Regions from separate parts of the Homo sapiens genome. Here region 2 is linked to region 1. The links are chromatin loops, found by intact Hi-C in ENCODE. Cell type or tissue: gastrocnemius medialis. All regions are shown on one strand. Each heading gives the region's core, and the rest is flanking DNA. Links, peaks and the distances in the headings are about the cores only.

Evidence for each region. Hi-C counts contacts between places; a loop is a spot of excess contacts. Peaks named below come from ENCODE experiments on the same cell type or tissue, not always from the same donor. Only the 100,000 strongest peaks of a DNase experiment are listed, where the experiment ranks them.
Region 2: a loop joins it to region 1, with 3 times the contacts of the local background. A loop is called at or near these places in 3 of 110 quality-filtered maps.

The regions. Positions count from the first base shown.
Region 1 is chr2:121,191,270-121,206,887 of GRCh38, forward strand. No RefSeq gene overlaps it. Among named protein-coding and RNA genes, the nearest start is that of TFCP2L1, 86 kb to the right of the region's middle. RefSeq lists enhancers at 5,708-6,606, 8,452-8,953, 8,954-9,453. In gastrocnemius medialis, for the core only: no CTCF peak of the experiment used is centred there; DNase peaks (open chromatin) are centred at 5,042, 5,728 and 6,212; H3K27ac peaks cover 5,299 bases.
Region 2 is chr2:121,332,640-121,347,107 of GRCh38, forward strand. It overlaps CLASP1 (cytoplasmic linker associated protein 1), which reads right to left. Exons shown (of 41, transcript NM_001395891.1): 40 at 14,399-14,468; 41 at 5,137-8,308. The coding sequence ends at 8,222. Among named protein-coding and RNA genes, the nearest start is that of TFCP2L1, 55 kb to the left of the region's middle. RefSeq lists a silencer at 1,649-1,838 and enhancers at 1,700-2,633, 3,962-4,547. In gastrocnemius medialis, for the core only: no CTCF peak of the experiment used is centred there; DNase peaks (open chromatin) are centred at 10,732, 12,704, 13,452 and 13,928; H3K27ac peaks cover 2,649 bases.

The DNA.
Region 1 (15,618 bases), core at 2,626-10,625:
GTGGGCACTGCCAGTGTTTGCCTTTGTGACCCTCCCTTTCCGAGTGACAGTAGCAGAGACATTCCTTCATCTAATGTTGCAGCAAGCAGGAAGACGTTTGGCTTCAGATACTAGGACAGCCTGTTCCGTGATGCTTATTGATGCATGGTAACAAGATGGCTGCTGCCCCTCCAGGACTCACAGACACATTCCAGGCAGGAAATGAAGTAAAGGGGCCAAAAAATTTCTTGTCAAAACTTTGCTCTTCCCTGGGGGCTTTTGCCTAACTCCTGGTGTCCAGAATTGTATCACGTGTCTACTCCTAGCCTCAAGAGAGATTGGGCAGTGGAGTCATTTCGTGTTCTAGGTCTGTAGTAGAGAAAGGCAAGGAGAAGTGGCAGTGGGTGGGAGGCTGGGCAAACAACCAGCAGTGTCTGTCACAGATAAGACAAGTGATAACTTTCACCCAGGGTACAGCAGAGCCTTGCTGGGCTGGGAGCTGCTGTGTCTTCTCCAAGGGACTTCGTAGTAAGTGGTCAGAATCTGGGCTGCTTCTGGCATTAATAAGTCTTTGTTACGGGTTCCTGTTAGGGAACCCGGAAACTTAAGACCCCTTCTCCGTGCAAGTGCCCTGCTTGGTCTGGGAGAGCGTGCTGACCATATGGCAGTCTGCCCTCTCCAAGCCAATCCCAGGGCTCTTCAAGAATGGGTGCTTCTGGGCCGGGCGTGGTGGCTCACGCCTGTATTCCCAGCACCTTGGGAGGCCGAGACCGGTGGATCACGATGTCAGAAGATCGAGACCAGCCTGGCCAACATGGTGAAACCCTGTCTCTACTAAAAATACAAAAATTAACTGGGCACGTGCCTGGAGTCCCAGCTACTCAAGAGGCTAAGGCAGGAGAATCGCTTAAACCCGGGAGGTGGAGGTTGCAGTGAGCCGAGCACCACTGCACTCCAACCTGGGTGACAGAGCGAGACTCCATCTCAAAAAAAAAGAAAAGAAAAGAAAAAAAAGAATGGGTGCTTCTGGTCCTAGTGCCAGTGTTTGACGCCTCAGCCTGCAGTGCCCTGCTCTCCACTCTGCTTATGCATGGGCACCCACCCTTCCCATGCACCTAGGCCCACCTTCTCCAGGAAGCCCTCCAGGATGGCTCTACTCTCTAAACTCCCTTCTTGCAACCCCTCAAAACTCTGCCCCTCCTCAAGAGTCAGGCAGCCAGACCTTCCTCTCCCCCACTCCCCTCTGCCCCAAGTCTCACCTTCACAAGCCTTCCTAAATAGAGCATGAGTTGTGAACACAACCCAAGGCCCCACAGCAGAAACTGTCACTGCCCCACATGTCACTTGCCCTGATTAGCTGGTATTTTCTTCAATGTCTACCAAGGCGCAGACTGAACCAGGCCAAGGCTGCCCCTGACCAGCTCCCTGTGCCTGCCCCCATGTAGCCTGTGAGGTCCACGTCAGCCTGAGTCTTTAGTGCTTTCTCTTCCACTTCAAGTTTGGGGAGGCCCCCTGTAAGACACCCACAGTGCAGGGCCAGCCATCCCTCTGGCCGGATACCCAGAACGAGCCCCTGCTGGGCAGCCCCAGCAGACCAGGAGAAAACCCTGTTTACAGGCGTGTTAGCCCAGAGCCCACCAGGCAGAGTGGAGAGGCATTCAAAGGGGTCAGAGGGACACCGTGAAGTTGCACGGAGAGCAGAGGTCAGCGTCAGCATGGGGAGCTGGGTCTCAGGAAAGACGGGGAGGAGTAGTGCCCTGTGATTAACAGCCTTTGTAAAACCTGCCACAAGTCCCTCTCCTAATGGGTGGTCACTCTGCCCTCACACACCTGCAGAACTCCTGCTGGGCACACCCTGCACACATCGTGACGTCCTTGGTACAAGGGGCAGCCTCTCCTGCCTCCGTGCTCAATCTAATTGCCCCCCGCCTTGCCCCATCCCAAGCAAATCTTTGACATCCCTGATTAAATGACCTCAAACTCAGATTCTCAAATTAAAGCAGCAATTCCCAAAAATGTTTTCCTTGGCACACTGGTGTCCCTGAGTTAATGGAGGGCCAGAGGGAATACATTTGGTAACTGTTGGATAAAATAGGATGTAACAACCTTTTTCACTGCAGACCTTCTCAGAGCCTTCAGTATGCTCCTGTGTGGAGTGGCTCTGACAGGAAACTACCATGTACAGCATTTCCCAAACTTATTTGGACACTGACTGTGAAATACAAAGAATATCCATAGACCACAGTTTGGAAAACTCTAAAACAGGTAATACACTTATTCATTCATTCACGTATTCATCCAACAAATATGTGTTTGGCCCTGTGCTGGGCACTGGGGTGGGGCAGTAATTGAAGCAGATGTTGTCCTGCCCTCATGAGCTTACCTTCCACTGGGGGGACAGACCTAATGCCACTTTCTTTCCTTTTTTGTTTTTTTGTTTGTTTTTTCTTTTCTTTTCTTTTCTTTCTTTTTTTTTTTTTTTTTTTTTTGAGACGGAGTCTCGCTCTGTCGCCCAGGCTGGAGTGCAGTGGTGCTATCTCAGCTCACTGCAAGCTCCACCTCCCAGGTTCATGCCATTCTCCTGCCTCAGCCTCCCGAGTAGATGGGACTACAGGCACCTGCCACCACGCCCGGCTAATTTTTTGTTGTTGTATTTTTAGTAGAGATGGGGTTTCACCGTGTTAGCCAGAATGGTCTTGATCTCCTGGCCTCGTGATCCGCCCGTCTCCGCCCCCCAAAGTGCTGGGATTACAGCCTGTTTGTTTTTCTTTTTTTCTTTTTATTATACTTTAAGTCCTAGGGTACATGTGCACAACGTGCAGGTTTGTTACATATGTATACATGTGCCATGTTGGTGTGCTGCACCCATTAACTCGTCATTTACATTAGGTATATCTCCTAATGCTATTCCTCCCCTCTCTCCTCACCCCACAACAGGCCCCATGCAGCTATAAAAAATGATGAGTTCATGTCCTTTGTAGGGACATGGATGAAGCTGGAAACCATCATTCTCAGCAAACTATCGCAAGGACAAAAAACCAAACACTGCATGTTCTCACTCATAGGTAGGAATTGAACAATGAGAACACTTGGACACAGGAAGGGGAACATCACACACCGGGGCCTGTTTGGTTTTTTTTAATGCCACTTTCTTTCATTCATTTACACACTCAATAAATATTGAGTGTTCCGAAGTTCCCAACCCAGTGCCAGACCCTGGAGACAGAATTGAATCGGCTGTGATTGCTGCCCTCAGGAATTTTTAATTAACTAATCTAAGAGACTGTTTCTCTGGAGTAAGGCATAAGTGGCCTGGTTTTTTGCAAAGGAAGCTCCCTTTGCAAACACAAGCCATCCTTCCCCTTTCATTCCTGGGTTAGCCCATCCCTCACACCATAAACCAGGTTGAATTTGGGGTCAAGTTCAACCCTTCATGTGCTGTGAAGGTATTCCACTGGTCTGGGGACAGTGTGGCGGGGGTCTGGCATCCGGCCCTAGGAGCAGCCACAGCAGTGAGGGAGCATTGACCCATGTCATCCCAGGGACCTGATAGCGTTTCCTGCTGCACAGCACCCAAGCCTGGCCTGCAGGCTCTGGGCATCTCTGTAATCCCTTCCAGCAAGATTCAGATGCCTCCAAGCAAGAACCTGCTGCAGGCCGGGCTCCCTGGAAGCAGACTCTGCTTTAGATTAGCATCCGGGACTGTCACTGGGAAGCACTCTGGGACTCCATGTTGGGGTGGGGGATGAAGGTGGGATTGAGTGGAGGGAGAAGTTGGGTTGTGAAGCAGCCTCAGTGGAGGCCTCAGTTGATGCCACAGGCAGCTCTGGAGCTGGCATTGCCCTGAGTTGTCCCAGGTTGGGGCAAGAGACCAAGCCTTTATATCTGCGCATGAGGCTCTTCCACACAGGCACGGGCATCCTCTGAGGAAGAAGATGGCCCTGGGCAATGAAGCTCCCCTCGGCCAAGGCAATTCCTGGAAAGGCTGATGGGCAGCCTCCCAGCAGCTGTGGACTAAGTCCCTCAGTCCTGAAGCAGGACTGGGATGGCTTGTTCCAGCGTCCCCCACAAATGCCGACAGCAAGAGGCAGTCTGGCTAGGGGGAATAGCAACCCTAAAGCTGGTTTTCTCTAAAGCTTTAGAGCCTAGTCCCAACTCCCCACTCCAGCTTACCCCTGGGCAAGCAGCTCTGCCTCTTAGAGGAGCCTCCATTTGCTCAAACCTTGCAGGCTTTAGTGAGGTTAATCATGTCACAGCATTAAGTGAAAGGCTTCCTGGAGGAGGTGACACCTGAGCTGAGTCATGAAAGGAAGTGAAAGGTAGGTGTTGACCCCACAAAGAGGGGAAAGTTGCCCCAGGCAGAGGAGGACACCTGTTGGGACCAGAGGCCTGAGCAGGCTCAAGAGAAGCACCAGCGACTCAGTGTAGCTGCTGTGGAGAGGGAGGGGTGCTTAAGAGATGAGGCAGGATGATGGGCAGGGGCAGATCACAGAGGGCTGGAGGGTCAGGAGAGGGGAGGCTGGCCTCATTCTGCCCTCAGAGGAATCTGCCTTCTATCCTAGTGGCTTCCGGCTTCCATTTGTATGACGCTCACACAAGTTAGGGATGCTCTCAGTGGCTTACTTGTATAAGCTCATTTAACCTTAACAACACTGTTAGGAGGTATGGACTCTTACCAGTTCCATTTTACAGATGAGAACACTGAGGCACGGAGAGGCTCAGTCAGTTGTCCAAGGTCACACAGCTTGTAAGTGGAGCCCAGGCTGTCTGACACCAGAGCACACACTCCTAACCTCTACATTGTTCATCACAGGGGCACCTTTGGGTGGCCCAGGGCTGTGTCCTCTCACCACCCTGATTCTGCTTGACCCAGCCAGGTAGAGCCCTGTGGACGGGGCCCGCCAAACCAAAGCCTTCAAACCCTCCAAACCCTCAAACCCTCAAAGGCAGCTTGTCTTCCAGGGACAATGCCACTGACGCCAAGCCCCAGGGGTTGGGCTATGGGCCAGGGACATGGTTTGGCTCCAGAACATCACAGAGCAATTTGCAACACCTTCCAAATGCAATTGGAGCAGCCAAGAGAGGCAGGTGAGGTGCAGCCCTTACGTGCACCTCAGGTGTATGGCTGGGTGTCGGGTTACCCCAAGGGCAGAGGAAAAGCCTTGGCAGGAGATGAGGGCTGCAGCCAGACCCCTGTCCCCTGCCCACACACCCACATTCCCTCCTGCCTTACGCATTGCTCAGACCCCCACACCCAGTGTAGCCCGGCAGTCCTAGCTACGACCTCCTGCAGCCCCAGCTGCAGCTCCCGCCTCTCACCTCCTTAGCCCCAGTAATTCCACGTGCAGGGGTCTCCTTCCCAACTGGTGTACACTCAGGAGGGGAACACCCATCACCTGCGGCACGCTGGGCTCTGGGGCATAACTCTGGAGGGCTTAAAGACCTCACGTAAGACTACAACGCTTCCCAAGGCTCTGCTGCACGCTAGGTGCCGACTTTGGGGCTTATCTTCCTCATAGCCTCGGCAAACATCAACTGAACACACCTGTGTGCCGTTGGCCTGGGCAGGAGCATTGAGGTGAATCGGGCCCAGGCCTGCTCTCAAGGCACTCACTGGTAAGCACGGGCCTCCTCGCAGCTGGGGGAAATAGTGCCCGGGAGCCATGGGCCTTACCCACAAAGAGACTTAGGGGCCAGTGAGTGATGGAACCAGGCTTGCGTTGGGCCCGCTTTGGGCAAAACACCTCCCATCCCACCTGGAGCTCCTGCCACAATCTACAAGACAGGAGGCAGCCAGACACAGTGGCTCATGCCTATAATCCCAGCACTTTGGGAGGCCGAGGCAGGCGAATCACCTGAGGTCAGGAGTTTCACCCTGGCCAACATGGTGAAACCCCGTCTCTACTAAAAATACAAAAATTAGCTGGGCGTGGTGTCAGGCACCTGTGATCCCAGCTACTCGGGAGGCTGCAGCAGGAGAGTCGCTTGAACCCTGGAGGCGGAGGTTGCAGTGAGCCAAGCTCGTGCCACTGCACTCCAGCCTGGGCGACAGGGTGAGATTCGGTCACCTAAAAAAAAAAAAAAAAGACAGGAGGCTCAGAGAGGACCGCATCTTGCCTGAGCTCACAAGCCAGCCACGGCTGAATTCAAACCGAGCTGTGAATAACTCCGAGTCCACGTGCCCCGGGAACACCAAGCTGAGAGGAGAACAGTGCTGGAACAAGAGACCAGCTCGGGGGTGACACGGAAGGAGCAGGCCTTGGAGAAGAGTGGTGACTCACTGGGACACTTCGTGGTTACAAAACAGGCCAGGCTCCTGCCAGACACTCACACTCGGTTACTTTTCTTTTAATTCCTTCCCTGCCCTTCCACTCCCTGTTCCCTGGGCACAGTAAGTACATTCTGTTCTTCCTGAACTTCTCACTGAACAGGGCAACTCGATTCTTCTCCCATGGACTGAGGGCCCTTGGCCGACTGGAATCACGGGTGCCAGGCCAGGGCATCAGGAAGGACACAAGAGGGACCAGCCTGTTCTGGCCAGCCTGCCAATCTGCCGGCTCCCCAGTGCTTTGGGGTCAAGTTCAACCCTCAACTAAGTCCCAGGCCTTTGAGATGAGCTTACTCTGCAATCTCGTGTCCCCTACCCCTCTCGGGTACCAGCACGGAAGTGCTGACCAACCCTGCATACTCACTGGCCACCCCACACCCCCGGCCTGCCCACGCCACACCTCACCAGTGTTGACCAGAGGAGTTCCTCAAAATAAAATCCAAATTAGCTAATAGTGTTATTGCAATTTCCTAACATGAATTATGGTACTGCGGTTATGTTAAAGGGTGTCCACATTTTTAGGAAACACTCACTGAAATATTCAGAGGTAAAAGGGCTTCCTGTCTGCAACTTACTCTGAAATATTTTAGAAAAAAATGTATTAAGAGAATGAGAGAGAGGGCCGGGTACGGTGGCTCACGCCTGTAATCCCAGCACTTTGGGAGGCCAAGGTGGGCGGATCACAAGGTCAGGAGATCGAGACCATCCTGGAACACAGAGAAACCCCGTCTCTACTAAAAATACAAAAAATTAGCCGGGCGTGGTGGCGGACGCCTATAGTCCCAGCTACTCGGGAGGCTGAGGCAGGAGAATGGCGTGAACCTGGCAGGCGGAGCTTGCAGTGAGCCGAGATAGCGCCACTGCACTCCAGCCTGGGCGACAGAGTGAGACTCTGAATAAAAAAAAAAAGAGAGAGAATGAGAGAGAGATGGGGAGAAAAAGCAACTGTGGTAAAACATGAACATTTTAAGGAGTTCGAATTGTATCAGAAATAATTTGTACTATTTTGGTAACTTTTCTGTAAGTTTGAAATTATTTCTAAAATTTACAGCTGGGTGTGGTGGCTCATGCATGCCCCCGCTTTGGAAAGCTGAGGAGGGAGAGATCCCTTGAGCCCAGGAGCTGGAGGTTACAGTGACCTGTGACCGCACTCCAGCCCGGGTGAGAGAGCGAGACCCCGTCTCTAAAAAATATAAAATTAAAATTAAGTTACAAAAACTTGGGAGGAAAATAAATTTTAAAACCCCACTAACCTCAAGCCTCATCTCCAGGAAGTGCCCCAGACCCCTGAGGCTGGGATGAGGGGTCCTATGGTGTTGTGACAACTATCTTGGTTTTCGCCCACAGTTCCTGGCTCATAACCCCCACAGCCATCGTTACAGGCTTGGGTTATGGTGTTGGGTGTCTAAGGCCTCAGGGGCAGGCCCTTGACCTTCTCCTGCCCTCCCTTCACGCCTGTGTCCCCTGCCTTTCTGACTGTGGGTCTTAAGACCACAGTCTTACCCTGGGGGAAGGAATGCTGATGTCATGAGGCTTCCATAAAAACCCAAGAGGACAGGGTTCAGGGAGCTTCCAGGCAGTTGAACACATGGAGAACGCTGGAGGGTGGTGCCCCAGGGCAGGCATGGAACCCCCACACCCCTCCGCCATACCCTGCCCTATGCGTCTCTTCACCTGTATCCTTTGCAATATCCTTTATAATAAAACAGTAAACGTAAGTGTCTCCCTGAGTTTTGTGAGCCGCTCCAGCAAATTACTCAAACCCAAAGAGGGGGTCATGGGAACCCCAACTTGAAGTCAGTATGTCAGAAGTTCCGGAGGCCTGGACTTGTGACTGGTGGAGGTGGGGGGCAGGGGCAGTCTTGGGGACTGAGCCCTCCACTTGTGGGGTCTCACACTATCTCCAGGTAGGGAGTCAGAATTCGAGGACCCCCAGCTGGAGTCCGCTGCTTGGTGTGTGGAAAACCCCCGCACATCTGATCACAGAAGTATTCTGTGTTGATGATTGTTGAAGAGAGTTTTCTCCACACGGTTCCCTTCCAGACATGCCCCATCCCCTCACCACTGCATGCCCCCATCACACCTTGTCTCCATGTCCTGTTTGCTTGCCACTTTAGGAGTGAGTGCCCTGGAGGATGGGACAGTGTCTCCTTCCGATCTGTGATCTGGGTGATACGACACCTCTAGCTCTGTGCTCAGTTCTCTACAGCAAGACATGGACCCAGGCAGCACTGGGTGCCAGGTGCCACTCTAGGCCTGGAGAATGCAGTGATGGAGATTCACCCAGCCCCCACCTAGTGCAGCTGACCTTCCAGGAGAACCTGGAGCTGGGGACAGGAAGAAGGTCAAAGCTGGGGCTGCAGGCCTCCTTCCCATGGTGTCTCCTACACTGCAGTCCAGCCATTTCCCACTCCTTCCGGGGCTCCACATAGCCGAGGGCTCCACTTGTGGCTTGCTGTCATCCCCCCCAGCCTCTTGCCTCACACGTGCCCTCCGTGACTTCATCTGACACAGAGACCCTGACCCGCCTGAGCCCTGGCCTTCCCTCTCAGCATGTTTCCAGCTGCCAGTGGGCCAGGCGACAGGGAAGGGATGGCTTTGAGGCCTCAAGGCTCTGGCCGGTGGGCCTTGGGGTGGGGCAGGGTGTGGCACTCCAGGGAGGCTGGCCAGGATGAGCATTGCGGCTGTGGGCTCCTGCAGCTCCTGAGCCGCTGTGTGTTGCTGTAGAGTCCTGAACTCAGAGCTAGCAGTGCCGTGGGGACCCTGCTGTGCAGGCTTACAGTTGCCCTCATTGCTCCAGTGGCTCTGTGTGCGTCTCTGCTCCCTGCCTTTGAAGGACCTTGCAACTTGCCTAAGACAGGGTGCAAAGTGTGAAGAAATGGGGGGCCAGACCGAGTTGTCAAAGAACGCTTCAGCAGAGGGAGACTTCAGCTGAGCCTTGAAGGAGGAGGGAGAGGCAGGCAGATGGAGCACATTCCAGGCAGAAGACTTCCCCAATCGATGAAGGATGTCCTGGAGAAATGCTCAGCGTGCCCTGGCCACAGTGAGAAGACGACTGATTCGTGAGCTCCGGTATCAACAGAAGATGCTGTTTCAGACCCAAGAGGCTGAGCAGATGGCAGAATGGCAGCCTCCAGCAGGGACACAGGGCCAGGATCTATTCTCGAGTTGCTACCAGAGAGCCGGGGCTGGAGGGCCCTCCCTGCTTCCTTTGAAAGACACCCATGCCCCTGGTCTGGAGGGAAGTTACCTGGGCCCTCTGCCCCCAGTACGATGTGACATTCTAGCTACCCAGTGGCTATGATTAAAGGCCAAGAATGAGCTCAGCCATGGAACTCAGTGGTGGCCCCTGCTACCACCTCCACCCTGCCAGGACTGTCTTCCCCCAGTCACACACCTCACCCCCAAAACACAGGATCTCTTTTCTTCCCTGCGGTCATAGCCAAGATCAGCTACAGGCAAGATGCTCTGCTCAGTGCACTTGGGGCCTCCCACCCTGCTGGCTGTTGGCAAAAGGCGCTTTCAGAGGCTCCTCATGCAAGGATTAGGAGCCAAAGCTGGGAGGAAGGAAGGTGAGTCAGACAGACCTGTGTTCCAAGTCTGACCCTCCATGATTTTTGACCTTGAGTGAGCCTTAGAATTCAATCACCTCCTTGGCAGAAATGGACATAAAGATATCTGCACTGCAAAGTCACTCATGAGCATGAGTCCTAACGCACCCCAGATGCCCGGCCTGGTGCCCGGCACAGGGAGCCTCCAGACAGATGGCAGCCATTCCTCATTTTCAGAGGATTTGTTGTGTTCCCAGGTTGGTTGTTTTCCATAATTATCTTCACCAGCCAGGAGTCCCTTGAGCCAAGGATGGTGTCTTGCTTGTGCCTGGGCTCCAGGGCTAAGCACTGCTCCTGGTACATGGGAAGTGCCTGGTATCTGTGCATGAGTGTCCTTACAGGCCAGAGTGTCACCCACCTTCAGATCTGCATTGGGGCAATTTCTAGGGGAGCCTGACTCTGCTGGTCTCTGCCTGATCCTGCCTGGGAACTGGCTGGGAACAGTCTTGGCTTTGCCCTGCCCTGGACCCCTTGCTGGGCCCTGGATCCCTGTGGATGACTTCTCCAGGCTTCACCCCAGGCTCTACCTCCCATTCAGCAGGAGCTGAAAAAGAAAAAAGAAAACAGTCTATGGGAGTCAGAGCCAGAGTCTCCCTGCTAGATCAGCTTGAACTTTGAGTCCACTTTCTCTTCAAGAGGGAAAGAATGAATGAAAGGGACAGATGAAGGAGGAAGGTAGAAGTAGGTGAAGCACAGAACTGGCCTCCCAAGTGCATCTGCAATAGAGGGGCAGGGATGGTCACCAGAAGGTGCCATCTCTGGAGAGGGGTGAGCACCCCTTCCTGGGAGGTGGCCTGAGTGCTGACACAGAGCTGACCAGCCGGGAGGTGTGTACATGGCACCTACATGGACACAGTCTCTGGACAACCTGTAGATCTGCAGCCAGTCCCAAAGCAAGGGAGCAGGAGTAGGTGTCAAGGATGGAGTACGTTCTGCAGGGAGCCCAGCAGCAGGAAGTGGGACCATGCTGGGCGCACCCCTGATAACTTACCTTCCTTCTCCTCTGCTTCCTCATCTGAAAATGAGTGTAATAACACCCACCTTGCAAAGCCATCATGAGGGTTTTCTGGGAGAATGGATATAAAGCACCTAGCAGGCCAGGCGCAGTGGCTCACGTCTGTAATCCCAGCACTTTGGGAGGCTGGGGCAGGTGGATCACCTGAGGTCAGGAGTTTGTGACCAGCCTAGCCAACATGGTGAAACCCCGTCTCTACTAAAAATACAAAAAAAAAAAAAAAAATTAGCCGGGTGTGGTGGTGCACGCTTGCAGTCCCAGGGGAGTGTCAAGCACCACTGCTGGGGCAAGCTGGGGGCCATGAGGGCCATGAGGGCCAGGGAAGGGTTCATTACCCCACTTGGGCTCGGAGGAGGTCAGCAGGGTACCCTGAGGCAGGAACGAGAGAACTGAAGAATGAAAGCCAGAAGGCAGCACAGTCAAGGTGGCATTGGATGCATCTGGGAGGGATCAAGGAGGGAAGGCAGTCCCAAGCAGGAGAGCCATGTGATCGAGCCTTCCCATGCCAGTGCGGTGCCTTGCGCTGTTTATGAGTCAGTGCACTGAAACCAGGCAACCATCCTGGGGAGGCAGGAATAATTATCCTTACTCAATGGACTCAGAAGTGAGGCCCAGGGAAGTGGTTGAGGGGAGATCCACCAGAGTCCCTCCTTGCACCAGCTGGCCCAGGTGTGAGCTGAAAGGCCTCATGGCTGGGCAGCTGAGTGCTGCCTCCTAAGGCTGGCTCATAGGGCTGGGCATCAGGTGGCAGGAGGCCAGAAAGGCAAAGGTCCACTTCTGTTCCCACCTATTGTGAGGCCTCCTCATTTTTCTGAGCTCTCAGCCAGAGTGGCTTTGATGGGGAAGGACAATGGGGAGGCCATTCTGGCCCCTGCCTGGCGTGACTGCCTGGCTCTGCAGTGGAGTTGGGCTCCCAGGGGAGGATGCTGCATCACCTGCTCGTGCCGGCACTAGGAACAGGGACTCACAATTAAGTGTCACCAACACCAGTTTGTTGGTGAACCTGGAAGACAGGCCGGTGGGTAAAGAGAGAAGGCAGAAGGTGCCCTGGATCCAAAGGCGCTGCCCGCTCCAGCTGGTGGCACTCCAAGGGCAGGTCCTTCCTCTGAAGGGTGACACACTTCATTTCCTGAGCGTTTCTGCCTCTTTTTTTAAGCCTGTCCTATTTTGAAATGTAATACACATATGGAAAAGGGCACAAAACAAGCACACAGCTCAATGACTTATCACAAAGCAAAGCCCCAAGAAGTCACCACCCAGCTCCAGAAATAACACATTTTGGTCTTCCAGAACCTGGCTGGCCTTCCCTTCCCCAGAGCTAACCACTCCGCTGACATTCATGCTAATCGCGTGCTTGCCTTTCCATATGACTACCACCTCGGCGTCCTTAGCAGCTGCAGAGGCTGTTCCATCACATTTTGCGTTCTCTCTGGTTCCTTTCCATCGCTCTCCTGTCAGATACACATCCATATTGTGTGGGGCTATCATGCGCTGGTTACTGGAACTTCTTCACTGATGTTTACATCCAGAGTGTTGGTGAGGCTTTTCTGGAGCCCACTGGCTGCCTCCAGTCCCAGCCCTGGCACGTCCTCACTGCAGGGCACTGAGCAAGTTCCTGAACCTCCTACCCTTGAGGAATGTTGGTCATCAGCTGCTCTCCAGGATCTCCCAGTGTTCCCTGACACAGAGCTCCTAAAGCCCTTAGAATTTCCTGGGTGATGGGAGCATCTTTTGTTCCAACGAGGTGACTCTTGGGGGACTTCTGGACAGGGCTGGTCACCAGAAAGACCAAGCCCTGATTAGAAGCTTGGCGTTTTCAGCCCTAGGGCCATCCTCCAGGGAGGAAAGAGGAACTTGAGATTGAGTTAATAATCAACCACACCTACACAATGAAGCCTCCATAAACATCCCTGAGGGCCCGGCACAGTGGCTCACACCCGTAATCCCAGCACTTTGGGAGGCCGAAGCGGGTGCATCACCTGTGGTCAGGAGTTCAAGACCAGCCTGGCCAACATGGTGAAACCCCATCTCTACTAAAAATACAAAAATTAGCCCAGTGTGGTGGCGCATGCCTGTAATCCCAGCTACTCAGGAGGCTGAAGCAGGAGAATTGCTTGAACTCGGGAGGTGGAGGTTGCCACGAGCTGAGATCGCGCCATTGCACTCCAGCCTGGCGACAGAGTGAGACTCCATCTTGAAAAACAACAAAAAACAAACAAAAAAAACACATCCCTAAGGCACGAGGGTTAGAGCTTTTGGGTTGGTGAGCACCAACTCCAGGGGGACAGAAGCTCCTGCCCTTGGGACGATTCCGGGCCTTGCTCTATGTACTTTTAAAAATCTGGCTGTGATCTGTGTCCATTATCATACTCTTTATCAGAGGATAAACTAGTAAATCTAAGCTTCTCTGAGTTCTGTGAACCATAATAGCAAATTATTGAACTTGAGGATGGAATGGTGGGAACCCGCATTTTATGGCCAAGTTACACAGAACTATGGGTAAGGGCCAGACGCAGTGGCTCACACCTATAATCTCAGCACTTTGGAAGGCTGAGGTGGGCAGATTACTTGAGTCCAGGAGTTCAAGAGCAGCCTGGGCAACAATGGTGAAACTCCATCTCTACAAAAAATACAAAAATGTGCTAGGCATGGTGGCACATGCCTACAGTCCCAGCTGCTTGGGCAGCTGAGGCAGAAGAATCACTTGAACCCAGGAGGTAAAGGTTGCAGTGAGCCAAGTCGTGCCACAGCACCGCAGCCTGAGTGACAGAGTGAGACTCTATCTTCAAAATTTTTTTTTTTTTAAAAAAAAGGCTGGGCACGGTGGCTCATGCCTATAATCCCAGCACTTTGGGAGGCCGAGGTGGGGAGATCACAAGGTCAAGAGTACGAGACCAGCCTGGCCAACATGGTGAAACCCTGTCTCTACTAAAAATACAAAAATTAGCCGGGCATGGTGGCGCGCGCCTATAGTCCCGGCTACTTAGGAGGCTGAGGCAAGAGAATTGCTTGAACCCAGGAGGCAGAGGTTGCAGTGAGCCGAGAGTGTGCCACTGCACTCCAGACTGTGCACTCCAGACAGAGTAAGACTCTGTCTCAAAAAGAAACAAACAAACAAACAAAGCGAAGTAAGGGTAAGCTGGGACCCACTACTTCCAGTTGACATCTGATGGGTTCCTTCTTAGCCTGATGGGCCACCAAGTCACCGGATGCCCTTAAGCATGTTGCTTCCTTTCTGCGGGCCTCAGTTTCCCCAGCAGCTACAGCAGAAGAGGTTAGAGCAGCTCTGAGCTTTCCCACCGTGGTCCACACAGCCCTGGGTCCTCAGTTCCGCCCATGCCAATCTGGCCCTTCAGAGCAGCTCTTGGTTCTGAATGTGCTGCTACATTCTATTTCCTTCAAAGCAGGTTTGGCATGGCAAGTTTGAAGACCACAGGCCTGGATTTCCAGGGTTCCCTGCAGCGTTGATTCTCTAGGCCTGCGTGACTTGGAGTCTGGCTGGAATTCAGCCAAGATGCCACAGCTATGTCACATAGGAGCCATGTCCTCTCGCCCAGTCTCCATCCACTCTGTGCCAGAGACTCAGGACTGAAACTGGAGCCTCAGCCCTGGCTGACAGTGGGCCTCTGTGTGCAGCGCAGCCCCTGGCCACCCCCAGGCCCGGGCTCTGTTTTATATACAAACACCCATGGTGGGTCATAGGAAACCTGCAGGCCAATTTTGTCTTTCCAATAACAATGCACTTTTTTTCTTAAAGGCATCGATGCACATTCTTAGGTTTGTGAGGCAAATAGAGGCCATAAGAAGAATCTGGAGGAGGTGGGAGACAACAGTCACCCCCTCTTAACTCCTGGGTCACACCCAACAGCTAGGCTTGGGGGAGCCAATCACCCTGCCAATCACCCTGCACCACCCCACACAGCAGCGCCTGGCACACCACAGTGTGAGCTCAGAATGACAATTGGTTTAAAAAAAAAAAGAATGAATAAATATGCAGGACCCCTAAAAATCAGCCCACTTTTGACCTTTTCTTTTCCTTCCTTCCTTCCTCCCTCCCTCCCTCCCTCCCTTCCTTTCTTCTCCTAAAAATCAGCCCACTTTGGACCTTTTCTTTCTTTAACCTTTCTTTCTTCCTTCTCTTTTTTTTTTTTTTTTTTTAAGAATTGATATGAGGTCTTGCTGTGTTGCCCAGGCTGGTTTTGAACTCCTGGCCTTCCAGCAATCCTCTTGCCTCAGCCTCCCAAAATGATACAATTACAGGCGTGAGCCACAGGGCCTGGCCGGTAAACTCCTTTCTTCAGCAACTTAATGAACCTCTCCTGGTTTAAATTTCCTGCTTCTGAAAGTAGTGCTGATACTGGTGTCTAAACAGGGCTATAGTGAGGATTGGTATCTACAGATTAAGGACAAAGCCTGGCACAGAGGGGACACCATAGGCGTCGGCAATTTCTTTTTTCACTTATTCCAGCTGGCTTTTATTTATTTATGTCTTAAATGTCATTGTGGCAGAGAAGGCTGGACCTATAGCTAGACCGCATTTCCCAACCACCCAACCAGGCTGTTGGGTACGACCTGTGACTGCGCTGCCCAAGGTCATCCAAGCAGAAGTGAGGGCGCCATTTCCAAGCTGGTCCCCAAAACCTCTCCTCCCAGGGTCCCCATTGTCCCTTCCTCTGGCAGGAGCA
Region 2 (14,468 bases), core at 6,469-14,468, 150 kb after region 1:
ATGGGCCTGTAATCCCAGCACTCTGGGAGGCAGAGGCAGGAGCATCGCTTGAGGCCAGGAGTTCAAGAGACTGAGGCAGGAGGAATGCTCGAATCCAGGAGGCTGAGGTTTCAGTGAGCCGCGATGGCGCCACTGCACTCCAGCCTGGACAACAGAGTGAGACCCTGTCTCTAAAAAATAAAAAAACGGAGGCTGGGCGCGGTGGCTCACGCCTGTGATCCCAGCACCTTGGGAGGCTGGGGCAGGCAGATCACGAGGTCAGGAGATTGAGACCATCCTGGCTAATACGGTGAAACCCCACCTCTACTAAAAACACAAAAAATTAGCCGGGCATGGTGGCAGGTGCCTGTACTCCCAGCTACTTGGGAGGCTGAGGCAGGAAAATGGCTTGAACCTGGGAGGAGGAGGTTGCAGTGAGCCAAGATCGCGCCACTGCACTCCAGCCTGGGCGACAGAGCAAGACTCCGTCTCAAAAATAAATAAATAAATAATAAATAAAAAACAAAAAATACAAATACAAAAGAAAAACCCAGCAGCCATGCAGCTTTGGGGAAGAGGATAGAAGGGGTGGAGTATGCAGGGAGTTGGGAGCGAAGGGCTGGGTAGGAGAGGGTCCCAGCGGCATCTTCTCCATGGGATGCTGTTTGCAGGGGGCTGCGGGGGGCTGCTGGTTGCGGGTGGGCTGAAGGGGGAGTGGAGGGTGGGGAGAGCCTGGCATCAGTGTCCACAGACTAGAGAGCAGCGAGCAGTGGGAGACGGGCAGGGAAGCCAGGCCTGGCAGCACTAGGTTTGAGGAGCCCAGGGACAGCGTGGAGGAGGCTCCTGGCAGACGTTGGGGGTGAGGGGTGAACGGGAGGGGATGCTGGCCCCGTCCTGTCCCCAGCCCCATCATCCTCCCAGGTGGGAAAGCCGCCTGGAAGCCCACGGTTGTCGTGTGAATCTTTCGCGTGGACTGGGGGGTGATAGGGCAGAGACTTTACATCGGTCGTTCATTTGTCCAGAACTTTGTTGAGCGTCATGTGTCAGAAACGGGGGCGGGGACCTCCATGATAGTAATAATACAGGAATTATGATGGCTGACATTTGCTGAGGCTTCCGGAAGGGTGTCAGAGACTTTAACAGTGTGCTAATCCTCACACCCTCACACACACACCCCAGCCCTGCCTCCCCAATTCCCATCTCCTAGGATTTTACAGAGGAAGAAACTGAGGTCTTCGTAAGCTGGAGTCATCTGGCTATTAAGTCACAGGCTTCAAAACACTCAGGATTGGATTCAAGCCCCAGATTCCAGCACCCAGGCGGGCCTTTCCCCAACCAGGCCCACTGAGCAGTTGCCCGGGAGTACTGCGGAAATGTTTACCACGAGCTTGGTGTCAAACAGCTGGGCGGGCCTGCCTGTGACCACGGCCCACCTGAACTTGCTAACAAGAGTCAGGCGGATGGAAAATGGAACAGAGGCTCAGGGAAGGGACAGAGTTACAAAGCAAAAGACTCCGGTTCAGTCCAGAGCTAGACTTCCTGGGTTTGAATCCCGGTTCTCTTACGAGAGAGACCTGTGACCCCAAGTGAGTTACTCAGAGTCTCTGTGCCACTGTTTCCCATGTGCAAAACGGGAATTATCAAAGGAACTGCCTCATGGGGCTGTTGTGAGGATTAAATCAGAAAGCTCAGCAAAGCATCAGAACAGAGTTTGGCAGGTGGTTTCTGTTTTGTCATTTTGAAACAGGGTCTCTGGCTGTCACTCAGGCTGGAGAGCAGTGGTGCAATCAAGGTTCACTGCAGCCTCCACCTCCTGAGTAGCTGGGACTTCAGGTATTTGCCACTACACCCAGCTAATTTTTAAAACTTTTTGTAGAGAAGGGGGTCTCCCTCTGTTACCCACACTGGTCTTGAATTCCTAGGTTCAATAGATCTTCCTGCCTCAGCCTCCCATAGTGCTAGGATTACAGGCATGAGCCACGGCACCCGGCCAGCTTGGCAGTAGTAAGCACTCATAGGTCCCAGTTCTTGTTCCCACTGAAGAATGAGCAGGTGTCCAGGGGAAATGGCAGGACAGCAGACAGGAAAGCAGGAGACCAGAGGAGAGGCATGGCCGGAGTGCTGGCCCTGGACATACCTCCAGAGCCTTCCAAGTCCTCACGGTGGGGGAGCAGAGACCACGGTGGTGCAGAGCCTGAACCACCGCTGTAGGAGGCCATACTGCCCACCCCACCCAGACTGTTCCCAGGCACTTGGCAGGGCACAGGGGGAGGCAGGGCATCCCGGAACTGCCGGGAAGTGACCCAGGAACACTGTGTCTCCAGGAGCTCCAGGGCCCGGCAAGTCCACCTGGAGGCCAGGCACCTGCAGCTGAGGAGGGCATGGCACGAAGTATTTTAATGTCTTTTAAATACATAGCTGGGATGAGATACCCATTCACATGACCTTTGTCCGTTCCTGCCTGGAGCCACTGAAGTGAGTTAATAAATACTGGAGGAGGTGGGCTGAGCCTGCGGGGGAAGAGCTGTCCCCTGAGGAGGGAGCTCTGGCCCAGGCGGCTTAGGCCATCATGGTCTTCTCTGCTAACAGCATCCCATTTCACTTTCAAAAGTTCTCGTCCTCCCATGCTGAGTTAGGTGGTCACCATAGTTACCTGTAATGACAGGGATGGCCTGACATTCCTGAGGCCATACCTTGTTTTCAGCCACAGCCTGCAGGATTGTCCCCAGCCTTGGGGTCAAACCACCTGTCACATTTTAAGCAAAATGCTCTACAATCCCAAGTGGGGTCCCCAGCCCTGTAGCGGCGGCGCTGCCCGGGTACTCTGCAGAGACGCAGGTTTTCAGGCTGCCCCAGCCCTACTGGTCAGCAACGCAGGCAGGCAGTGATCTGCTTCACAAGCCCCGAGGGGTTCTGATGTGCACTCTGAGTCCTCGTAACTCCAGGGGGAGATGGAAGGGTGCAAGGCCTGATGAGGGGAGGGGAGCACTGCTGGACCAAATGCATAGCGGGGCCTGGCACAACTCCATCAGTCACTATGTAGCCGTGGCTCCTCCTGTGCCTGTTTCCTCATTTGGAAACCGAACACAACAGTGCGTCCGTCGATAGTATTTCAGGACATGTCCTACAGCAAGATGCTACAGACCAGAATCTTGCAAAGTGTGAAGTTCATCAGCCAAGAATGCTAACAGCCTCAGTACCCCACCCTTCACTGGTGGCCTGTGACCCTCTGAAAAATGGCAAGGACTTCCTGGCAGCCCTTGGTAAGGTAGGGCAATGGCACCAGAGTTGGAGAACCACATATAGAAAGCTGAACAGGGCTGCTGTGTCTGAACCTGGTCCCACCGCCCAGGGTTTTTCTTTTGCTAATAAATAATGGTCTCTGACTGCACATGCAGGTGTGCCTGTCGGGGGGGGGGGGAAGGCGGGTGACATCACCCTCTTGTGCATTTCCGGGTCCACAGTAGGAGGCAGGGCAGGCGACCATCGGGAGCATTTATTTCGGGCCAGCTGCTTCACTTACATCATCTCCATGAACTCTCATGGCACCTCTGCTAGGCAGTTATTTTTTTCATTTTTCTCTATAGTTTTGAACACAGCCAGGCAGTTCTTAACCCAATTCATAAATGAAAAGACTGAGGCAGGAAGTGATCTGCCCACGGGGGGCAGGGGTGGAGCTGGGATTCTAATCCAAGTATCTGTGATCCAGAGCATCCTGAGGCGTCTCAGGCGGGGTACAAGGTGGTGGGCCACAGGAGAAAGGGGCACAGTGTCACTGGATAGTGGCACTCGGGACGAATCATGGAACATGATGGAAAACAACTTTTTAGTAAAAAGTAAAGCTTCAAAATGTGGTCTATCCATACAACAGAATATTATTCAGCCTTAGGAAGGAAATTAAAAATGTGAAAAAATGCAGGTGAACATGTGTTTATAAATTTAAAAAAGAAATTCTGATACATACATGGATGAACCTTGACGTATTAAGCAAAATAAGCCAGTCACAGAAAGGCAAATACTGTATGATCCACTTATGCGAGATGCCCGGAATAGTCAAATTCAGAGAGAGGGAAAGTAGAATGCTGGTTGCCAGGGGCCTTGCGGGAGGCAGGAATGGGGAAGTTATGCTTAATGGGGACAGGGTTTGTTTTACTAGTTGAGAGCCCTAGAGAGGGATTCCAGAACACCATGATGGTGATGGTTACCCAATGACCTGAATATATTTACCACCACTGAACAGCACACTTACAAATGGTTAAGATGGTAAATCTCGTGTTACGTGTATTTTGCCACAATTTTAAGACTTGAAGGGAAAAAGGGCTTCAAAGCAGCGGCTGTGGAGCCTGTGATGTTGTGCATTTGCTCCCAGAGGCTCTGCTCTTGCCCTGCCTAGCCTGCTCCAGTCCCCAGTGACCAGCAGAGAAGAACCGCAGGCATGCAGGGGAGCCCGGCTGCTCTCAGCGGCTCTCCAGCTCATCTCGGGATTCGAGGCTGAGGCTTTCTCCTGCTTCTACCTTTCCGGGGAGCCACTGTTCTCACTGATCAGTTGAGGAAATGGAGCCGATGAGGGAGGCCCCTGCTCACATGGCCTCCAGGAGCGTGGGTGGGATTCTAGCCCATGCGTCTCACCTCCCACCTTGTCACCGCACACACGGCACAGCAACCAGCTCCCAGGCGACTCCATCAGATGTGATATTTCCCCAGATTGACCTTTTTAAAAAAATGTATATTAATATATATATTTTTCAGATGGAGTATCACTCTGTCACCCAGGCTGGAGTGCAGTGGCATGATCTCGGCTCATTGCAGCCTCTGCCTCCTGGGCTCAAGCGATTCTCCCACCTCAGCTTCCTGGGTAGCTGGAATTACAGACACACCACCACACCCAGCTAATTTTTGTATTTTTAGTGGAGACGGGGTTTTGCCACGTCGCCCAGGCTGGTCTTAAACTCCTGAGCTCAAGTAATCCGCCCGCCTTGGCCTCCCAGAATGCTAGGATTACATGGGTTGACCTCTTGATGTCACGAGGGGAAAGAGCTCTTCTGATGTATGATTCCTCCTGAATCCTTTATCGAAATGGCTGTGTTCTGATCGCAGGGGGAGGGGATCAGCTGTCTGCAGGGCATGGTGGTGGTAAAGACATCATCAAGCAGAACATTGAATTAAGTCTCATTTATTCTAGGGCAAACTCAAAAGGGTTTTTTTTTTTTCTTTTTTAGCAAATCCTAGCACATTATTAACAAAAAAATCTGTACATTTGCCATGATACACTTGAAAGTGAAACAAATAAGATATAAATACAGATATGGATGTAACATGAAAAAGCCCCCCCCCCCAAAAAAACCCAAAAAACAAAAAAACCCACCCAACCTGGGGGTGTGGGGACCATGCGTGTGAACACAGTGCCAACATAACTATTTTGGTGGCTGATATTTTTTCAGAGCACTTCTTTATTTCCAAACATTATTGTTAGCAAAGTCCTGGTGGGATTCTACAAAGTTCTTATTTGCTGTCCTTTAAAGTGTAACATTACGCTTGATAAATAAAGGGTGGCAGGGAAAGAAAAAGACTGATGAGACAAAGTCAGTTGCATTACCTGCACAGGGTGGTAAGCTAGTGAGGCGCATAGAAAAGGCAGGCCCGTGGCATCGCCGCAGGTCCGGGAAGCACACACAGTGTACTTGAAGGAAGCTGCGTGCCCCGAGGACCGGCTGCACCCTGCCCAGACCCTGGCTGCAGGGGAGGCAGCAGCTTGGAGGAAGCAGGGAGTCAGCCCGCCCAGCCCCGCAGTGGAGCAGCGGGGGTCTTGGGCCCTGGCCAGTCCGGTAGACAGGGAGGCAGAGACAGGCTTAGGTGCTCTGCTCTTTTGTGTTCTGTTTTTCATTGGAACAGGGGCCCTGCAGGGAGGCGGCGGCAAGGCAAGGCAGCTGCAGCTGTCAGGGTCTAGGGGGCGACGGTGGGCTCGGCGCCCTCCCAGTGAGGTGGTGGCGGCATGCGAGTCTCCTCGGCGCGGCGGCAGCAGTTTTCAGATTGAGGCCAAGAGACCTGTGACGTGATTGTATCTCTAAGTCAGGAGACTGAAGACTGGGCGAGTGACATTCAAGGCTAGCCCTTTGTGAGTACTATGAGGACGTCCAGCAATGTTCGAGATCCTTTCTAAGTACACTGGGGACTGGGGTACCTTCTGGGAGTCAAAGAGCTCAAGGAGAAAGGTCTTTCTAACTGCATTAGGAATAAAGAAACTCATGGATAACCTAGCCCGACGCACATTCCTGCAACAAAGGGGTCAACAAGAGACTCCCTAATTCACTTGTAGAGTGTAAAAAAGAAATACCATTAATGACATATTAATAAACAAACAGTACTTATCAACAAAAGACCTGGTCCTGCTATATTTTGAGCCAAAGCTCGTCAGTAATACCCAACCCCTTGAAACGCGTCCCTCAAGTTCCCTAAACAGCAGCAGTGAGGTACCACACATGTGTAGGGTGCACGCACAAACACACACAACACCACACACACACACACACACACACACACACACACACACACGTCAGCACCCTGGCTTTACTGTTCCTATGCACTATGGGGCCTTCATTTTCAGCCCATGTTTCCAAATCAACATCAGTCTTTCCCAGCTTCCTGCATCCAATGCAGAGGGTCAGGGCAGAGGGGTCTGTGGAAATGATGTTAAGAATCACGTGCTCTGGCACCCAGCCTCTGCTTTCAGTCCTAGCAGTTGCAGTGGGCTCTGCACTGCAATAGCAAATACGTTATTAGAATTAATCTCAAAAGAAGCATTTTCCTTATGGAAAAATCAGTTCAATTTATAGGATCTAATACAACAGTAAGAGACAATAGAAGTCCTCATGATTGCATTAAGAATTTCCATTTGGCTTAAGAATTTTACTCAGAATTTATTTAACCAGACTCCAAACCTCTAGTTACTTTTATTGGAGTAATTAGGCTCTAAAGGTGTTTTTAAAAAGGGGGCCTAGTGGTTCGCTGAGGAGGAAGAGAGACTCTAAATGTGTGTTCTTTTTAAGTGTGTTTCTAATCCTGTTTTTCTGCAATCTGCTACACCTCATAATTACTTTTTTCCTTAAACAGTGACTATTTCATCAACAGACATTCAAGGAACTACTTCAGTTTATAAAATTAAAAAAAATTGTGATATCCAGTCTCTCTAGGCTTTTCTTGGCTCTTAATCCCACATTAAACTGAGAAGTCAGAACTAAGATGGTAAAGATGCCATTTACCAGATTAACTGAGACCATGTTAGAACTGAACGGCTTAGGCAGAACTTTGAGGGGAGGAAACAAGTTGGTGCTCAATCTGAATCACCGTGTAGCCCAGAGATGAGGGTCTTGGCAGAGCCCCCATGACAACAGTGTTCCCAAGGATCTCAGCAGTAAAGATGAAAGACTTCTTCTTTATCTTCTGTGCTTCATGAACTGCCATCTCAGGCATCCCTAAATGATGCCATACATTTATCTTATTTTTGTGTCCAGATTTAAACTTGAAGAATTCCTTTGCATGGAAGCTCTGGGGTAGGGACCTTGTCGGTGGAGTCGATTAGGGAGAGCTGGAAGGAGACTGTCAGGGTGCACTCCCAATTCTACGCTGAAAGCCAGGGCAGTCGGCCTCCAGTCTGGATATGACAAGCAAAATTCCCAGCGTTTGTTAAAAGGCCATCTTCAGACTGTTCTTGCCAAGACTTGATTCCCATTTTTAGTAGGTCTCAGAACACAACTTAAAGATATATCACCTTTCGTGGTGTCAGCTGTGAAAGGGGCCCCACACAGACCATACGCACAAGAAAATAGGCTAAGGAGGAAGAACACAAAGTAACACCCCACCCCACCCCCAAATATGTTATTAACTGAAAAAAAAAATGCTACTTTCTACCAAGTAGTGGCTAGAGCGCTCTGATTTTTAAAAACTGCACCCCACACACAGGGTTTCGCCATCTCAGCAGGCTGTACAAGACATGTTTCAGTATGGCTCTTTTCTGTTCTTATTCCTTTTGTTTTGTATGAAGACTGCAATACAGGCCTTGCTTCCTTTACATTCAATACCAGTAAGATTCTACAGAAAAGCTGGAAGGGACCAAAATACTGATTGTAATAAATATTTGTGGGCCTCCTTGTACTGACTGGGCAGCCGATGAAGGGGGTGGGGAAAGGTCTCTGAGAGGCACCACCGATTGCTTCTAGGTCTACACAAGAGACAGGTACTGCCATTAGCTGTGCGTGGAGACATCGGAGGAGGAGCTGCTGTTGCTGTTGGTGGTCTGGGCCCTCTTTATGTATAAGTTTAGTAGCTTCATCTGAAAAGAGAAGATGAAACTGAATTAGCAGGAAGAAAAGCAATCAGAAAGTAGAAAACAGCAAAAAGAATCCCAGGTGACAGTAAGGAAACAGCAAGTCCCTTAGTTCCCTTGGTTGAGGAATTCATTATAAAAACATGTTCTGAGTGCCTGCTGCCCATCCAATGCATCTGCCAGGTGCTAGGGCCACAGAGGGAGGGAGGAGGCCAGAGTCCAGAGGAGAGGGAAAAGCCGTGGGCAATTACAAGACCACCACCAGGTGTCACAACTAGGTGGGCCGCAGCAGCTCATGGAGGAAGGGATACGGGGGCAGGGCCATTCATCTCAAGCACGACTGCAGCCCAAAGGCTCCATCAGAGCCAGGGAAAAAGCAGGGTGAGAACCCCGCTCCACAGGGGGGAAGTGGCTGGGCCAAGGTCAGAGGGCAAATCCTCTAACCTTCACACCTTTAGCCTCTTGAGTAGCTGGGACTACAGGCATGTGACACCACGCCTGACAGTACTTTAAATGTAAATGGATTAAACTCTTCAATCAAAAGACAGAAATGGGCAGAATGGATAAACATGTGATCCAATTATATGCTGTCTATAAGAAATTCACTTTAGATCCAAAGACATAAATGGATTGAAAATGAAAGGATATAAAAAGATATTCCATGAAACAGTAATCAAAGGGAGCAAGGCTGGCTATACTAATATCAGACAAAACAGAGTTGACATCAAAAAAGCTTCTGGAGATAAGACTTCGATACTCCACCCTCAATAATGGATAAAAGAACCAGACAGATGATAAGCAAGCAAATAGAGGACTTAACCTGATAAACCAACTTGATCTAACAGATGTATATGAAACTCAACAACAGAACACACATTCTTCTCAAGGGACACATTAAGTTTCAAATCTATTGAAATTTAATTTGTGATTTAACATATGGTTTATCATAGGATTTAACATATGATTGAACATAGACCATATGTTCAATCACAAATTAAGTTTAAATAGATTTAAAAAGATACCAAAGCATCTTCTCCAACCATAATGGGATGAAATAAATCAATAATAGAAGGAAAACGAAAAAAAATCATAAATTTATAAAAATTGAGTTAACATATTCTTAAACAACCAATGAGTAAAGAAGAGATCATAAGGTAAACTAGAAGACATATTTAAAAAAAGAATTTTTTTTTTTTTTGAGACAGGGTCTCACTCGGAGGCCCAGGCTGGAGTGCAGTGGCACAACCTCAGCTCACTGCAGCCTTGACCTTCCAGGATCAGGTGATCCTCCCACCTTAGCTTCCTGACTAGCTGGGACCAGAGGTGCACACCACCATGCCCAGCTAATTTTGTATTTTGTATGATGGGGCTTTGCCATGTTGACCAGGCTAGTCTTGAACTCGTGGGCTCAAGCAATCCTCCTGCCTCGGCCTCCCAAAGTGCTGGGATTACTAGCGTGAGCCACCGCACCTAGCCTTAGAAAACATCTTGAGACAAATGAAAATGATAAGACAATTTTTGGGGATGCAGCAAAAACAGTGCTGAAGAGGGAAATTTAGAGTTATAAATGCTTACATTAAAAAAGAAAGCTCTCTAATCAACAACCTAAACTTTTATCTTAAGGAACTAGAAAAAAGAACTACATCTAAAGCTAGCAGGAGAAAACAATAAAGATTAGAGCAGAGATAAACAAAATAGAGAACAGAAAAATAGAGAAAATTGGCTGGGCATGGTCACGCCTATAATCTCAGCAATGTAGGAGGCTGAGGTGGGAGAATCGTTTGAAACCAGTTCAAGACCAGACTGGCAACATAGCGAGACCCTATCTCTACAAAAAATTTAAAAATTAGCTGGGATTATGTGTGCCTGTAATCCCAGCTACTTGGGGAGGGGCTGAGATGGGAGGATGGCTTGAGTCCAGGAGGTCAAGGGTGCCAGTGAGTCATGATTGTGCCACCGCACTCCAGCCTGAGTGACCAAAAATTAATTAATTAATTTATGCATGCACAGACATGGTCTTGCTGTTGCCCAGGCTGGTTTGGAGCTTCTGGCCTCAAGTGACCCTGCCAAAGTGCTAGAATTACAGGCGTGAGCCACCCACTCCTGGACCAGTCAAATAATTTTCAACAAGCATGCCAAGACCGTTTAATAGGGAAAGGATCATCTTTTTAACAGATAAGAAATCGCCATCAGGTTATTTATTTTCAACAAATGAGATACCCATCCTCATCTCATAGAGGACGGCTATTAGAAATAATGAGAAATAAATTAGAAAAGTGAAAAATAAAAACAGAAAATAACAAGTGTTGGTGAGGATGTGGGGAAATTAGAACCCTTGTGCACTGTTGGTCAGAACGTAAAATGGTGCAATCTCTGTGGAAAACAGCAGGGAGGTTCCCTGAAACATTAAGGACTTGAACAGGTGCACCAGTGTTCATAGCAGCATTATTCACAAGAGCCAGAAGGTGGAAGCAACCCAGGGTCTATCAACAGATGAGCAGATAAACAAACCATGCAATCTACACACAATGGACATTCAGTCTTGAAAAGGAAGGAAATTCTGACAAATGCTGCAACATGGATAAGCCCTGAGGACATTATGCTAAGTGAAATAAGCCAGCCACAAAGGACACATACGATGTAATTCCACTTATATGAGACACCTGGGGTAGTCAAATTCATGGAGACAGAAAGTAGAAAGGTGGATGCCAGGGGTTGGGAAAGAAGGAAATAGGAAATTATTGTTTAATGGGTGCAAAGGTTCAGTTTTGCAAAATGAAAAAAGTTTCGAAGATGGATGGTAGTGATGGTTATACAACAATATGAACCACACACTTAAAAATAGTTACAATGGGTCGGATGAGGTGGCTCACACCTGTAATCCCAGCATTTTGGGAGGTGGGTGGATCACTTGAGGTCGAGAGTTCGAGACCAGCCTGACCAACATGGTGAAACCCCATCTCAACTAAAAATACAAAAACTAGCTGGGCGTGGTGGCAGGCGCCTATAATCCCAGCTACTCAGGAGGCTGAAGCAGGACAATCGTTTGAACCTGGTAGGCGGAGGTTGCAGTGAGCCAAGATCACGTCACCGCACTTCAGCCTGGGTGACAGAGTGAGACTCTATCTCAAAAAAAAACAGTTACAATGGTAAATTTTATTATACCACAATAAAAAGACTGGAGGGGGGGAAAAAGAAAAGAATGCTTGTTCAAGGTCATAAAACTCGTAAGTGGGGAACAGAGACCAGAAGGCAAGCTGACCCCAAAGCTAGTGTTGCTGCCCTAGCAACATGGCATCTCTCCAAATGTACTACAGAGGTTCCTTCCCTTCATCAGACCTCTTCGTACAGAAGATATCTCTTCCTGGTATCACTTATTTTTTTTCTTAAAAAAAAACCTTTTTTTTTGAGACAGAGTTTCGCTCTGTCACCCAGGCTGGAGTGCAGTGGTGCGTTCTTGGCTCACTGCAACCTCCACCTCCCAGGTTCAAGCGATTCTCCTGCCTCGGCCTCCTGAGTAGCTGGGATTACAGACATGTGCCACCACACCCACTTAATTTTGTATTTGTAGTAGAGATGGGGTTTCACCATGTTGGTGAGGCTGGTCTTGAACTCCTGACCTCAGATGATCCGCCCGCCTCGGCCTCCCAAAGTGCTGGGATTACAGGTATGAGCCGTGCCCAGCCTTCATTTATTAACTTCATTTAAGCAAAAGGAGAGCGTGTTCCCATAGGCCTGTAACACTGGAACACAGGGAGCCATGACTTGATTCTCTTTGTTTCTAGTCAAGGAAATTGAGACAGACTTAGCACCAGGTTCTGCCTGCCAGCTACCATCTGGTTGAGGAAGGGAGGGAGTTTGTATTAGGAGATGTGTACCTGAGTCTACAAAGTTCATATGAACATACCAGAGCTATTACATGAAAAAAAATTTAGGCCAGACACGGTGGCTCACACCTGCAATCCCAGCACTTTGGGAAGCCAAGGCAGGAGGATCACCTGAGGTCAGGAGTTCGAGACCAGCCTGGCCAACCAGGCAAAACCCCGTGTTGACTAAAAATACAAAAACTTAACCAGGCGTGGTGGCGCACGCCTGTAATCCCAGCTACTCGGGAGGCTGAGGCAGGAGAATAGCTTGAACCTGGGAGACAGAGGTTGTCTGTGCCACTGCACTCCAGCCTGGGTGACAGAGCGAGGCTCCATATAAAAATAATAACAATAAAAAACTTAACGGCTGGATGAACTGGGCTACGAAAGCAGAAAGATGTGAAGGCCAGTCTCTCCAAACCCCTGAGGAACTAAGGTTGTAACTGGGGGAGGGAAGGCGCTGGCTCCCGGTCAGGAATGTGGGTTCTGGACCCAAAGCTTCACCAAGAGTGGCAGCAGCGGGTCAATTGCCAAATGGGGAGGAGAAAACACCTGGATTTTCTGTCCCTTATCCAAAGGTTCAAATGAGTTGATGGGACAACTCTCTTACTCAAGAAAAGTAAAAAGTGCCAGACAAAACCAAGGTGTGACTCATGTTCTTTTTGGATGAATTTTCCATTTTATAAATGTAATTCCCTTTGTGAATTGTATCATTGAAGGTCCTCCTGGTCAGCAGGAATCACCTACAAATCCCTGATGGAGGTAGGAGAGCTGGGGGGACTTTTGCTCTGTATCTTTCAGATAATTAGGAAGGGGATCTGATGAGGAGCCTGTGCAGCAGTAGGGCAAGGAGAAGGAACTGGAGAACAGAATAAGGTCACCCCCAAACCATGCACTGCACACCTGCCTCATACACCTCTTCCAGCCTATCTGCTGATTCCTGTTTACAAAAAGAGGACAGTGTCTCCTCTGGACCACCGGTTCTCAACCAGGGGTGATTCTGCCCCCCAGAGGGCATCTGGCCAGGTGTGAGACAGCAGTGATGGGTGCTATTGGCACATGTCGGTATAGACGGTGGTGGTCAGAGATGCTGCTTAAACTTCCTACCACACACAGGGCAGCCCACCTCAACAAGGTGGCCCAGAGTGTCAACAGAGCCAAGGTAGAGAAACTCTGCTCTGAACACCCCAGCCAGAGCTTTGCTTCCCCAGAACTCTGGAGAAACAAGGCTCTGGCTGTTAATGCTCACCAGCTGTATCAAAGCAACAGCTCAATCTGAAATGATGAAATGGGCCCCACTTGCCAATTCCTCCTCTCATAAGAGCAGGCGCTTCTGGTTTCATGTTTTCCACTGGCTTCGTTTGATAGAGTGGTTTGTATAAAAAGGTGGGGATTTTAAACTCCACAGAGATGCGCTTTCTCCACAGGCAGGTCCTGAGGCCCCAGGCCCAGCTGGCCTCCTCTCTGGGAACCAAGGCCTCACCCCTTCACCATGCCTCTCCTGCCACAGCATAAGGCCGGGTTTTTAATCTGCTCTCACCAGCCTAGCATGTCACATTTGAGTTTGTTGTTGTTGTTGTTGTTTTAATTAAAACCAATAAGCAGTCTAGCCACTCTCATTTTCAGTGACATCCATTTTGGTCCATTTTCTTCCCCTGATTCCAGACACCCTTAAAGGAACATTAGAGGCAGCAGTGTGAGTAAGAAGTCTGCCTCCTGGAGTCAGGTCTGTGCCGTGGGGCACGTTAAGGGGGATGACCATGCCCACAGGGATGTTGCCGTAAACATGAGTCAACGCATGCAAAGTGCGTAGGGCTGCCCTGTAGGCTCAAGGTGAGAGCCAGCTGTTGCCACCACTGATGCCCATGAGGGACTCAGCTCTGATTCAGCAACTGCTAAGCAAGCAGGTAAATTTCTTTAGTGTTTCCATGAAAAATCGGATGGTTTCTAATTAAAGTTGTTTTTCTTTTGGAAATAAACCAGCAGCTCAAAATCAGCATTTCATAAACAGGAGTTAAGGCAGACTATGTTGTGTAATGTCAGTCTTACCTTAAACTGATTTCACTGTATAGTTCATTTTTATATTTAGAAAAATCCTCTTGGAGAAATAAGGCCCAGCTAAAACACAATGAACAAAACCTGTCTGGAATCCAGAGCTGCAGTCAAATGGATTTATGACAAGCTGGCAGAGCCCAGGTGTGCGTATCAGCCCAGGTAACACTATACATACCTTGCTCCCTGTGAGCTGTGCAAGGTGAGGTTTCAGGTCTTCTCCGATTACGGAATAAATTGCCACTAAG